2 separate regions of the Homo sapiens genome follow, and region 2 is linked to region 1. A link is a contact called in ENCODE Hi-C data. All regions are on one chromosome and are shown on one strand. Each heading gives the region's core, a stretch centred on a gene start or an enhancer-like site at or near the end of the contact. The rest is flanking DNA. Distances are from core to core; before and after follow the strand shown. Region 1 overlaps XYLT1 (xylosyltransferase 1). Region 2 has its middle 59 kb from the start of XYLT1.

Region 1 (6,246 bases), core at 3,494-5,993:
GATCCACCTGCCTCGGCCTCCCAAAGTGCTGGGATTACAGGCATGAGCCACCGTGCCTGGCCTAGCTTACTTTATTATAAGAATACAGTAAATAATGGAAGTAACATATAAAATATGTGTTTATCAACTGTTTATGTTACCAGTAAGCTTTCAGTCAACACAGGCTATTATCAGTTAAGGTTTTCAGGGAGTCAAAAGTTGTGCTCTATTTTTTGACTGCAAGGAGGTTGGCACCCCTAACCCCAGAATTCTTCAAGGGTCAACTATAGACAGTGATAGCATTTTGCAGGGTTAAGAAAACTAAAAGCCCAAGGGCCAAATCCGGCCCATGGCCTATTCTTTCTTTTTCCTTTTTTTCTTTTTCTTTTTTTTTTTTTTTTTTGAGATGGAGTCTTGCTCTGTTGCCCAGGCTGGAGGGCAGTGGCATGATCTCAGCTCACTGCAACCTCTGCCCCTTGGGTTCAAGCAATTCTCCTGCCTCAGCCTCTAGAGTAGCTGGGATTACAGGTGCACACCACCATGCCCAGCTAATTTTTTTGTATTTTTAGTAGAGATGAGGTTTCGCCATGTTGGCCAGGCTGGTCTCGAACTCCTGATCTCAAATGATCTGCCTACCTCAGTCTCCCAAAGTGCTGGGATTACAGGCATGAACCACCACACCCAGCCAGCCTATTTTTATAAGTTAGGTTTAATGGGAACATAGCGCATTTGTGTATGTGTGGTCTCTGGCTGCTTCTGCCCTATGACGGATGGCAGACTTGAATAGCTGTGACAAAGACTGGCCCCCAAATCCTCAAATGCCTAAGATCTGGCCCTTCACAGAACAAATGTGCTGTCTCTGATATACAGAAGGAGCTCAATATTTCGTTCATGGAATGGCATTCAACTCAGGCCTCCAAAACTTCTCCACCAGGCACAGGTTAACAAAAGATGCTGGAAACGTTGCACTCCACTTAATTATTGCTACACTCTGTGTGCCAAATCTAATCAAGAATATAGACAGGAACCACCTCGACCACTTAGACAAGGGTGAAACAGCAAGGCAGAAAGGAAGCTTTTCTTTCTAAATCTTTCTATTTAAAAGTATCGTGTAGGCCAGGCACTGTGGCTCATGCCTGTAATCCCAGCACTTTGGGAGGCCGAGGTGTGTGGATCATTTGAGGTCAGGAGTTTGAGACCAACGGGGCCAACATGGTGAAACCCCACCTCTACTAAAAATACAAAAATTATCCAGGAGAGGTGGCAGGCACCTGTAATCTCAGCTACTCGGGAGGCTAAGGCAGGAGAATCACTTGAACCTAAGAGTTGAAGGTTGCAGTGATCTAAGATGGCACCACTGCACTCCAGCCTGGGCGACAGAGCGAGACTGTCTCAAAAAAACAAAACAAAACAAAACAGATAGAAAACAAAAGTATTGCACAGACACATGCTTGCTACTAGAAACTAAAATAATATAGATGCACTTGTTAAAGTTGTCCCTGCTGCCACCCTGTCCCTGCAGATGGGGGGGCCATAAGGAAGGTTTGCTGTCTATCCATCCAGCCCTCTTTCTGTGCAATGAGTGTAGGTGGCCACCTCCTATTTGATCTAAATCCTCTATTCTGTGACCAGTGGTAAACACAGAGGCACATATTTAAAATGAAAAACACCTCTAATTAACTGGGGGACCTGGCATAAGTCTCCTCCCCTCTATGAGCCTCATGTTCTTATCTGTCCAGGGAATCGAATGAAGAGTTCTCACCAGGCGCGGTGGCTCACCCCTGTAATCCCAGCACTTTGGGGGGCCGAGGCGGGTGGATCACTAGGTCAGGAGTTCAAGACCAGCCTGGCCAAGATGGTGAAACCCTGTCTCTACTAAAAATACAAAAATTAGCTGGGTGTGATGGCGGGCGCCTGTAATCCCAGTTACTCGGGAGGCTGAGGCAGGGAACTGCTTGAACCTGGGAGGTGGAGGTTGCAGTGAGCCGAGATCATGCCACTGCACTCCAGCATGATGACAGAGTGAGACTCCGTCTCGAAAAAAAAAACAAAAAAAAGAGTAGCGAATGAAGAGTTCTCTTAAGAGGTCTTTTTAGTCTACTTTTCTGGGGAGCCATTCTCTTGCTGCACTTCCTTTCTTCATCAAGAGAGTTGGGTGAATTGACCATTTGCCTTCTCAGGAGGACACCAGGCAAAGCCTTGCATGGCTCCCGGATGCACCGATGCCGGTGGAACGGAAAGCCCTTCCTCCCCAATTCTGCAGCTGGCTTGATTCTCTGACTTTATGCCTTGACATTGAGCAGCACCTCAGTGGATCCCTTCCAGCTGCATCTGTTGACCCTGACACCTCCCCAATCTCCATCTAGCTCGACTCTGACATGCCCCCAACCCCATCGGAGCCCCCAGAGCTCTCTGTTGCCTCCTTGCTGGCCTCCGTGCTCATTTAAGGGTCTTTTCCCTTCGGAGATAACAAAAGCAGGGGTTGGTATTTGGATTTAGAAGCGACAAGGGGGTACTGTGAACCTTTGGCCACTTTGTGAGGGACAGCTGGGCTGGCCTTGCAGTGTGGCCCAATGAGAAGGAGGGATGGCCAGGAGTAAAGAGTGAAGTAGGCTCCCAGGGAAGGTGGAGCAAAAAGACCCCTAGAATGCAAGCTGCTCCCTGGACAGATAAGAAATCTAGGCCCTGAGAGCAGAAAGGACTCTCCCTGTTAGCTGGTAGCTGAGCTTGAATGAAATCCACACCCGTTTATTTCAAATGCATTCCTCTCTGTTTGTTGCTAGTGGCACCAACTCTTCGTGGGAAGGTGCCTTTTGGATGCTATCCGCCCTCTCCACAGAGAAAACCACTGAGCAAACGAATTCACAAACATTTTGAGAATATCTTCTCCAAGGAAAAAAGTAAAATTTAAGAGTGCTCCCAGAGGCTGGATTATCGTAAGCTATGGTGGCAGGGGCTAGCGGGAGGGAAGGGGGCGTGCCCTAAACAACAGTGACCACGAGTCAATAAACAGCGACCACGTGGCTGGGTGATGGTACATTGGGGTTCTCTCTACTCTGAGTGGGTCCGAAATTTCCTGCCATAACAGTAAGCTTGTAAGATCACTTAAAGGCCATGTGACCTTGGGAGAGGGATTTTACATCTCTCATCTGAAAAAAATTGGGCTCATGACATCAGCATCAGCCTCAGAGAGTGTTGGATGTGATAAACAAATTGACTGCACAGAGCCTGGTGCGGTGTCTAGCACACAGCGAAGCCTCAGCAGCCCCCTGTGGCTGCTGTCATTCCCCTTCCAAGGGCACTAGAGAAGGTGAAAATCACTACCAAGAAATACACATCAATGGCACGATTGCACATGCGCTAGTGAAACTGGACTCCCCATCTTCAGATGGCCCCTCCACTCTGCCTGTGAATTTCTGGATCAGAGCTTGGATCCCTCCGTGTCTCAGCAAGAGAGCTGGTTTATCATCAGGTCATCCGCACATAAAAGAGTGCCAGTGAAGGGAAAGAGGGAGGGGAAAAGCAAAGAGCAAGGAAAGGTGGAAAGAAGGAAGGAAGGAAGGAAGTAAAGAATGAAGGAAGGAAAAGAAGAAAGGAGGGAGGGAGGAGAGAAAAATTAGGAAAGAAGAGGACAGAAAGCAGGAAGGAATGTAGAAGGGAAGAAAGAAAATAGGAAGAAAAGAGGAAAGGAGAGAGAAAGAAAATTAAAATAAGGAAGAAAGGAAATAGGAAAGAAGGAAGGGGGAAGAGAGGAAAATAAGGAAGGGAATGAGAAGAGGGAAGAAAAGGAAAGGGAGAAACAAACCAGGAAGAAAATGAGGAAGGAAGGGAGGAAAAAGGGAGAAAGAAAATAAAGGAATGAGAAGGAAAGAAGGAGGGAAACAGGAAACATATGAGGAAGAAAGAGAAGAGAAGAGGGAAAGAAACTTTTGATGAAGGAAAACGGAAAGTTACAGAGCCTCTGAAGTTAATGCAACCAATTAGAAACCTCTCAAATCATAATCAATTACAATAATATTCATATCAATTCTAATCCCAATATTCTACTGAAAGAGAAACGAAACCATATCAATACAGCTCCCTTGGCTCCTGCCAGCATCACATCAGCTCCCGATTTCACTATAATTTCATCCTTTGCCATAAAGGCAATGGGTTAAAGCACCTACAAAAGGTAATCTGATTTTGCAAAATTTTTCTGATACAAGACTTCAACACTCAGGGAGTACTAGAACACATCAGATCTCGTGTGCTCATCTGGGGTTTGGAAAACAGGGTGGCCTTTCTCAGAAGGTCTGAGAAGGTGAGCAGAATGGGGCTGGGCAGGAGGAGGAAGTGGCCAGGAGATCCCTCTCTGAGCCAGCGGGGTTGGAACTTACCCTCGAGGGGGCAGAACCGAGTCACCTTCTCAGGCATCAGCAGCCCTAACTTGTGGCGGCAGTAAGTCTCCCCAATCTCCTGGCGGCAGTGCTTGGACTTAGCACGGGACAGGGCAGAGATGGCCTCCTTGCCTGAGATGTCACACTTAGGGGGCTGGTCATACTTGGTCTCGGGGGAGCTGCCCCCAGTTTTCCTGGCATGAGGCGGTCTGGACACATCCTTCCCGTGGCTGCTGTTGGCTGCGGCTCTGTCCCCGGGAGGCAGCACCTCACCGGGGCCTTTCCCAGGGAATGTATGTCCTTTTCCTTTCTCCTGCTGTTCCAGCTTCCTTTTCAAAAGCTCCTTCTGTCTACTCGGTGGCTTCTTCGCCAACTCAGGCTGGTGCTTCTGCTTTTGAGTCCTGGGTGCGAAGTTGCTGTTGTCGACATTCTCAAAGTCTTTGGGGACAGAGTTCTCGTTGTTGCTGTCTGTTCGCACTTTCTCTTTCGGCCGATGAGAAAAGTAGCCATCCTGGAGAAGAGGGGAGAGAAACAGAAGAGAAACTTGACTGAGAGATCATGCTAAGCAGACTGGCCTTTGAAGAGTGAGTCATACGGACTTGGAAGCCGGGGCCATAGTTTCACATCCTACTTTTGCTACTGGTTTAACCTCTGGTAAGATGGCTCTCTCTGGACCTCAGTTTCCCCATCTGGAAATAGGAGATGTTCCAACCAGAAACCAAGGCTTTTTCAAGCTCTAAAGTGCCATGACTACGATTCTCAATGCTTCTTATTAACCACACCTTTTCAAGTCAGTTTCTTTCCTTGACTGTCTTTGCCACTGGGTAACAAACATTTTGTTCCAGCGTCCCGTTTAAATTCCAGCTGAAAGTGCTGTGATGGTTTACTTAAGGGCTGGAAATGATATAATAAAGTTATAAAGGGAAAAATATTGGTAGGATATTACATACATTCCATTGCCTTTAGGACATGCTCATATATCTATGCCCATAAGAGAAATCAGACTGAGCCGTTGTAAATTCTGTGGGAAAGAAACCAGCCGCAATTTTTTTTTTTTTTTTTTAAGAGGAATGCAGCCCTTGTAGAATAAACTTTACACTAAGTCCTGGAGCAAAGCAAACTTGCGACACTCTTGTGCTTGAGTTTGGCTCTTCATGTGTGTACATGGAACAGAAGTGATGAAGTCATTTGGGGTCAAGACAAAGATCAGGAGTCATTCTGGAGACCACGCATGGCATGGATGTTTCCAGAAGGGCTGGACCCCAAACTCAGCTCCTCCATGGGTAAATGGGTCCTGGTTACTTTGATCAGTCGAATGATCAAATGCATCATTCAACCAATGCCCCAAATTGTTTCTGCAACATGTTGCTTCTGCTTAAAGCTCATTCCCAAGGCCTTAATCTGAAAGCATATCCAATGTCCTACAACACGGCCCCTGACCTCTGAAGCCACAGAGAAGAGTAATGGCTCCATATAGCTGCCCTTGTTGCTATGGAAACACAGGGGCAATGGGCGGCATCCCTGCTAGTCCTCCTTTTAAGGAGGGCTGAAATATGCCTCTTACCAGTTCCCAAGGAAAAAGGTGTCGGGGCCTGAACAGCGGATCTGCAGGGGTACCCAAGAGCAGCTGACCCTCAGCAAGGCTCCCACCCCAGCAGGTCAGCAAACAACTGCCTGTGTTTTTTATAAATAAAGTTTTATTGAAACACAGCCATACCTGTCCATTTGTGTATTGTCCATGGCTGCTTTCCTGATACAATAGCAGAGTGAATAGTTGCAATAGAAACTTTCTGGTCTGAAAAGCTTAAAATATTTCTATCCAGCCCTTTAAGAAAATGTATGCAGACCCCTGCTCTGCTGGAGTGTGAGTTAAAAGGCCTCCTCCTCTGGG
Region 2 (5,532 bases), core at 1,244-3,743, 270 kb after region 1:
CACAGCTTGGATTCCAGCCTCTGCCCATGTGTCTCCCCTTCTACATCCACACAACCCACATTATTTACTCCTGTTCATCTTTCTGATTGTTGCGCAAACATTATTTCTAGAGAGATTTTCCTGATGCTGCCCAACCTGGCTCAGTTTCCTTTATCTATACAGTCCCATGCCCTCCTTATCATACTTATAAAATGACATATTCAGTAGGCTTGTGTATTTTTCCACCTTTTGATGGAGCTCCATGAGAATAGGGACCAAGGCTGCCCTTATATGCACTGTGTGAAGGGATCTAGCAAAGGGGCAGTTGGGGCTTAAAACTAGCCTTCGATTTGCTGACCTGGCAAGGCTTGGCTGTCATACAACCTGGGGTATCCCCAGCACCTAGCACAGTGCCTGACTCAGAGCAGGTCCCCAGGAATTGTGGATTGATTGACACTGTCTGGCTAGGTCCCAGCACCATCCATCATGAGACAGAAAAAAAAAAATCCGCTTCCCAGGCAGAGCAGCCTCCAAGGCCCACATGGCCCACGGCACCTCCTCATCAGCACGCACTTCATGCTGGCCAGCCATCAGCCAAGCTGCAATCTCAATAAATCAAGAGGCTGGGGCACCATTTCCCAGGGACCTGCCAGAGTGCCCCTGGGCGCCCAATGAGGCTGAGAGTTCTGCTGCCGGTCGTGGATCTTGAACTCTCAAAAGCAATTGGTGAAAAACACCAATGGATTGTGAAAGAAGTGATCACTCCTCCTTTCCTCTGTAGGTAGAGGTTGACAGTCAAATCTAGTTTCAAGGTCTCTGTCTCTTTGCGGTCCTAGGTAAATACGATCATCTCTCGAAACTTTCATTCCTCCATCTGTAAAATAGGTATGATACTCATCCCTACCATCCAATGTGTGGAGATCCACATAATGCTCTAATATACTAGGTTGGTGTGAAAGTAATTGCATTTTTTTCTCATAAAAGTGGCAAAACTGCAATTACTTTTGTGCCAACCTAATAGTACACGGCACAGTATATACAATGTGTAATATAGTACATAGTACATAGCAGATTATATATATAAATTATATATATACATATAAAAATAAACATACACACACACAGACACACACACGCACATATATATAATGAAGCCTCTTCCTTTAATGGCCCAAGATTGAGCCAAAAGGAAATACAGGGAATTAAACCATGAGGACAGAAATCTCCATCTAGGCTGTCTTGGTTGTTCTGCTCACATTCCCCTACCCAGGCTTGCAACCTCCCGTGAGGCTGTCTGAGCCTGGACACACCCCTAGAATCTTCATTGCCAACAAAAGAAGAGAAAGGGAATAAGGGGTATTTGTGTGGAATCTGAAAGAGACAAACACACTCCTTGTTCTTCTCAATACAGGTGTTTCCAAAGCTGCCAGAGAGACCCAGAGCTTAGAGTTGTGATGACACAAGGGTAGGTGATGTGGACAATGACCGGGGCCCCCAGCCAAAACCATCCCTGTTTATCTGTTCCACAGAATGGTGTTCAACATCAGTTCTTGTCTGGTGGAGGGGGAAGAGATTGTGCTAATGAATAAACATACAAAGTAGACAAATGTTTATCACTCCTTACTAGCATAAGATTCCATGCGTACAAAACCATATAAGCTGTCTATATGTGTGAGTACAGCTCTAGAAAGACAGAAATGATTGTATTGGATGCCAGCTTAAAGTTGGGAAATACCATTAGAAGAAATCGCAACTTGAGAATCTTGCATTTTATTGCCAAGTGTTTGGTTTTAACGAGAGTCTAAATGTGCTCACCCATTCACTCATCCCTCCCATAAATATTCCCTGTGGCCCATTATGAGTTTGACACTCTGCTAGGCTCTGGAAGACAGGCAGAATGATGGAAAGAATCATTTTCTAGAAATGACTAAATCCTAGTTAAAAAGGGGAAATATTTAAACTATTAGTGACAATATAATTTATGCATTCCGCTAGTACATGCGGAACAACTCCTGCATTTCAAGAATTATTCTAGACACGAGGGATACAGTAGCAAGCAAAATATAAAGATTTCTCTTTTCATGGAACTTGTGTTCTAGCGGGGGGAAAGTGCCCAATAAAAAAATAAGCGAATAAATGCATAATTCATACTAGCTAGTGATAAATGCTTTTATAGTAAAGCAGGTAAAAGATGAAGAGTGATGAGAAGGGGCTACTGTTTTAGATCAAGCAGCTGGGAAAAGTCATTTGGAAGAGGTGACATTTGGGCAAAGAGCTGAATCAAATGAGGCAGTAAGTCATAGCAGGTGGAAGGGAGGTGTATTCCAGGCAGAAGGGAGCAAGTGAGCGACAGCCCTGATGAGCAGGGTACCTGGAATATTCCAGAAGCAGTGGGAGAAATGAGTGCGGCTGAAGCCCAGGGAGCAGTGGAGAGATACTGGGGAGAGTGGTGAGGCCACATCATGTAACACAGCCTGCGTTGCTGAGCAGCCTTCAACAGGATGCAAGCCCTGACAACGAAAGAATAGTTAACTCAGAAAAAAACAAAACCAAAACTAAAACCCAGCTGCTACGGTAATGGAATTGGGCAAGCAAAACCGATAGTTCATGAAACACAGGAGCAAGACACCTGAGACCTGGCTCACCCAGCAAGGTGGCTGCAGAGCTGCTTAGACTTGGAGAAGCAGGGGATTCCCTGTTATTTCCAACTAATAGGAGGAGTCAGAGTGCAGAATGAAGATGTGCTCTGCTAGCCACCTCTAGAGAACATCTCTCCTCATTTTTGACTGCCCAGAACCTACCTATGCTGAGGGAATCCTCCTGGTCTCTGTTCCCACCTTTCTCTGCAGAAGCTGATACCAGTTTTCCCAGCTTCCCTTGCAGCTAGGGTAAAAGCACGTGACCTCATTTCCACCAATCAGCTTGCTTGCTCCAGCCTTCACCATGGAAGCTGGCATTTCCCTCAATGGTGGCTTTCCCTCTGGAGGCTCTAGGGGAGAATTCCTTCTTTGCTTCTTCATCTGCTGGTGGCTGCTGGCATTCCTTGAATTCTGGCTGCATCACTCTCATTGCTACCTGCATGGTCAGGCTTCCTTCTCTTCTCTATGTCTTCTCTTCTGATGGTATTAAGACTCTTTCTGTTTCACTTTTTAAAAAATCTCATTTTTATTTATTTTTTAAAATATTTACTTTTATTTCAATAGTTTTGGGGAAACGTGTAGTGTTTGGTTGCATGGAAAAGTTCTTTAGTGGTGGGCTGGGTGTGGTGGCTCACGCCTGTAATCTCAGCACTTCGGGAGGCTGAGGTGGGCAGATCACTTGAGGGGAAGAGTTCAAGACCAGCCTGGCCAACATGGTGAAACCCTATCTCTACTAAAAATACAAAAAAAAAAAAAAAATATCCAGGCGTGGTTGCATGCACCTGTAATCGCAGCTACTCAGGAGGCTGAGGCACTAGAATCACTTGAAACCCAGGAGGCAGAGGTTGCAGTAAGCTGAAATTGGGCCAGTGCACCCTAGCCTGGGTGACAGAGCAAGACTCTGTCTCCAAAAAAAAAAAAAAGAGAGAGAGAAAGAGAAAGAAAAGTTCTTAAGTAGTGATTTCTGAGATTTTTGTGCACCTGAGTAGTGTAACTGTAACCAGTGTGTAGTCTTTTATCCCTCACCCCCCTCCCCATGTACCCCCAAGTCCCCAAAGTCTACTGTATCATTTCTATGCTTTTGCATCCTCATAGCTTAGCTCCCACTTATGAGTAAGAACATACAATATTTGGTTTTCCATTCGCGAGTTACTTCATTTAAAATAATGGTCTCTAACTCCATCCAGATTGTCGTGAGTGCCATTATTTTGTCCCTCTTTATGGCTGAGTAGTATTCCACAGTATCTATATATACCACATTTTCTTTATCCACTTGTTGGTTGATGGGCATTTAGGCTGGTTTTATATTTTTGCAATTGTGAACTGTGCTGCTATAAACATGCATGTGCAAGTGTCTATTTCATATAATGACTTCTGCTTCGCTCTTAGGACACTTGTCATTGGATTCAGGGTTCACGTGGATAATCCAGAATGATTTCCTCATCTCAGGGCCTTTAAATTATTTCCATCTGTAAAGACCCCATTTGCCAAATAAAGCCACATTTACAGATTTCAGGGATTAGGACATGGTCATATCTTTTTGGAGGCCACCGTCCCATCCCCTATGCCACCTCCTAGAGATCTTATGAACTAACTAATACCTTTTTTTTTTTTTTTGAGCTGGAGTCTTGCTCTGTCACCCAGGCTGGAGTGCAGTGGTGTGATCTTGGCTCACTGCAACCTCGGCCTCCCAGGTTCAAGTGATTCTCCTGCCTCTGCCTCCCAAGTATCTAGGACTACAGGCACCTGCCACCATGCCCGGCTAAGTTTTTGTATTTTTAGTAGAGATGGGGTTTCACTGTGTTAGCCAGGATGGTCTTGATCTCCTGACTTCATGATCCACCCGTCTCGGCCTCCCAAAGTGCTGGGATTATAGGCATAAGCCACCGCTCCTGGCCACTAATAACTTCTAATACTTTTTTTTTCCTTTTCGTTGATACCAGCCTGAATTGGTTTGTTTTTTGTCAAACAGAAGCTTGACATGGACCCCACCCTATCTCTCTATTCCTGGCCACCAAAGAGGACAAGATGTCTGGAATGCAGCCCTGCTTGGGGGCATAAGTGTGAGACTTTGGTTCCAGCTGATATGCACAACTCTCTGCCTTCCCGTCTGCTCACTTTGACTCCTGCCTCGTAGTAAAGGAACGGACCTCCCATGTCAGAAGCTCTGTGGTTGAGACATTTTCTTTCAGGTTAAAACATGTCTTCTGGCCCTAAGAGATTGGGATGTGAAACCCACCACAAAGAGTGGAGGGAAGCTGGCTGGGTGGTCAGCCTCACCACATCAACTATTTATGGCTTTGTTAAAAAATAAAAACCAGAGCAAACTCACCCATAGAAACCTACAGAACATGCATGAGCCTTTAGGAGACTTCAGGAGGGACAGTGTTGTCTCCTAAGCTGTCTTGCACCAGTGGTGTCGGTGCGTGGGGGTGAGAAAGGAAATCTCACGGGAAACTTTCCATGAATACTTGGAGCCTATTATGAGCAAGAAAACGACAATATGACAAACACAAGAAGCAATATCTCACGGTGGTTACACCCATGTGCTTCAGAGCCAGAGAGATATGGGTAGAAGCCTGAAAACTGATACCACTGCTTACCATCTGTGTGATTTTGAGGATTTTTTAAAAACCTGAGCCTCAGTTTCCTCATCTTTGAAGGGTATTAATGCCTGCCTTGTTTTTTTGTCTGTTTTGTGAGGATTAAATAGATTCAGTAAAGCTCTTAGCTTAGTATTGGTGTATGTGAATATGTGAAGACATCTTATATTCCTTTGCCACTATTGTCATCCCTCTTATCTAAATAGCATCATCTTGAATTCAGTTAAATCTGTGGACGTATTGTCTCTTAGTGCATGTGCTGTACTCCACAGTGTCTGGCACGTGATAGGTGCTACATGAATTTTTGGTTT

What was found. A loop is a pair of places that touch in the nucleus more often than their neighbours do. Pooled maps may share reads with other maps.
Region 2: a loop to region 1 is called in a pooled map, with 10 times the contacts of the local background. The contact joins two enhancer-like sites. A Hi-C loop is called at or near these places in 5 of 37 single-sample maps with no recorded cell type and 5 of 50 pooled maps.

What each region holds. Positions count from the first base shown.
Region 1 is chr16:17,254,633-17,260,878 of GRCh38, forward strand. XYLT1 (xylosyltransferase 1) reads right to left here. Exons shown (of 12, transcript NM_022166.4): 3 at 4,356-4,866. Among named protein-coding and RNA genes, the nearest start is that of XYLT1, 210 kb to the right of the region's middle. RefSeq lists enhancers at 4,469-4,518, 4,679-5,078. Within about 2 kb of position 4,744, at least 11 of the 41 ENCODE cell types and tissues checked have a DNase peak (open chromatin) inside an H3K27ac peak, as active enhancers do.
Region 2 is chr16:17,527,643-17,533,174 of GRCh38, forward strand. No RefSeq gene overlaps it. Among named protein-coding and RNA genes, the nearest start is that of XYLT1, 59 kb to the left of the region's middle. RefSeq lists an enhancer at 2,665-2,784. Within about 2 kb of position 2,494, at least 4 of the 41 ENCODE cell types and tissues checked have a DNase peak (open chromatin) inside an H3K27ac peak, as active enhancers do.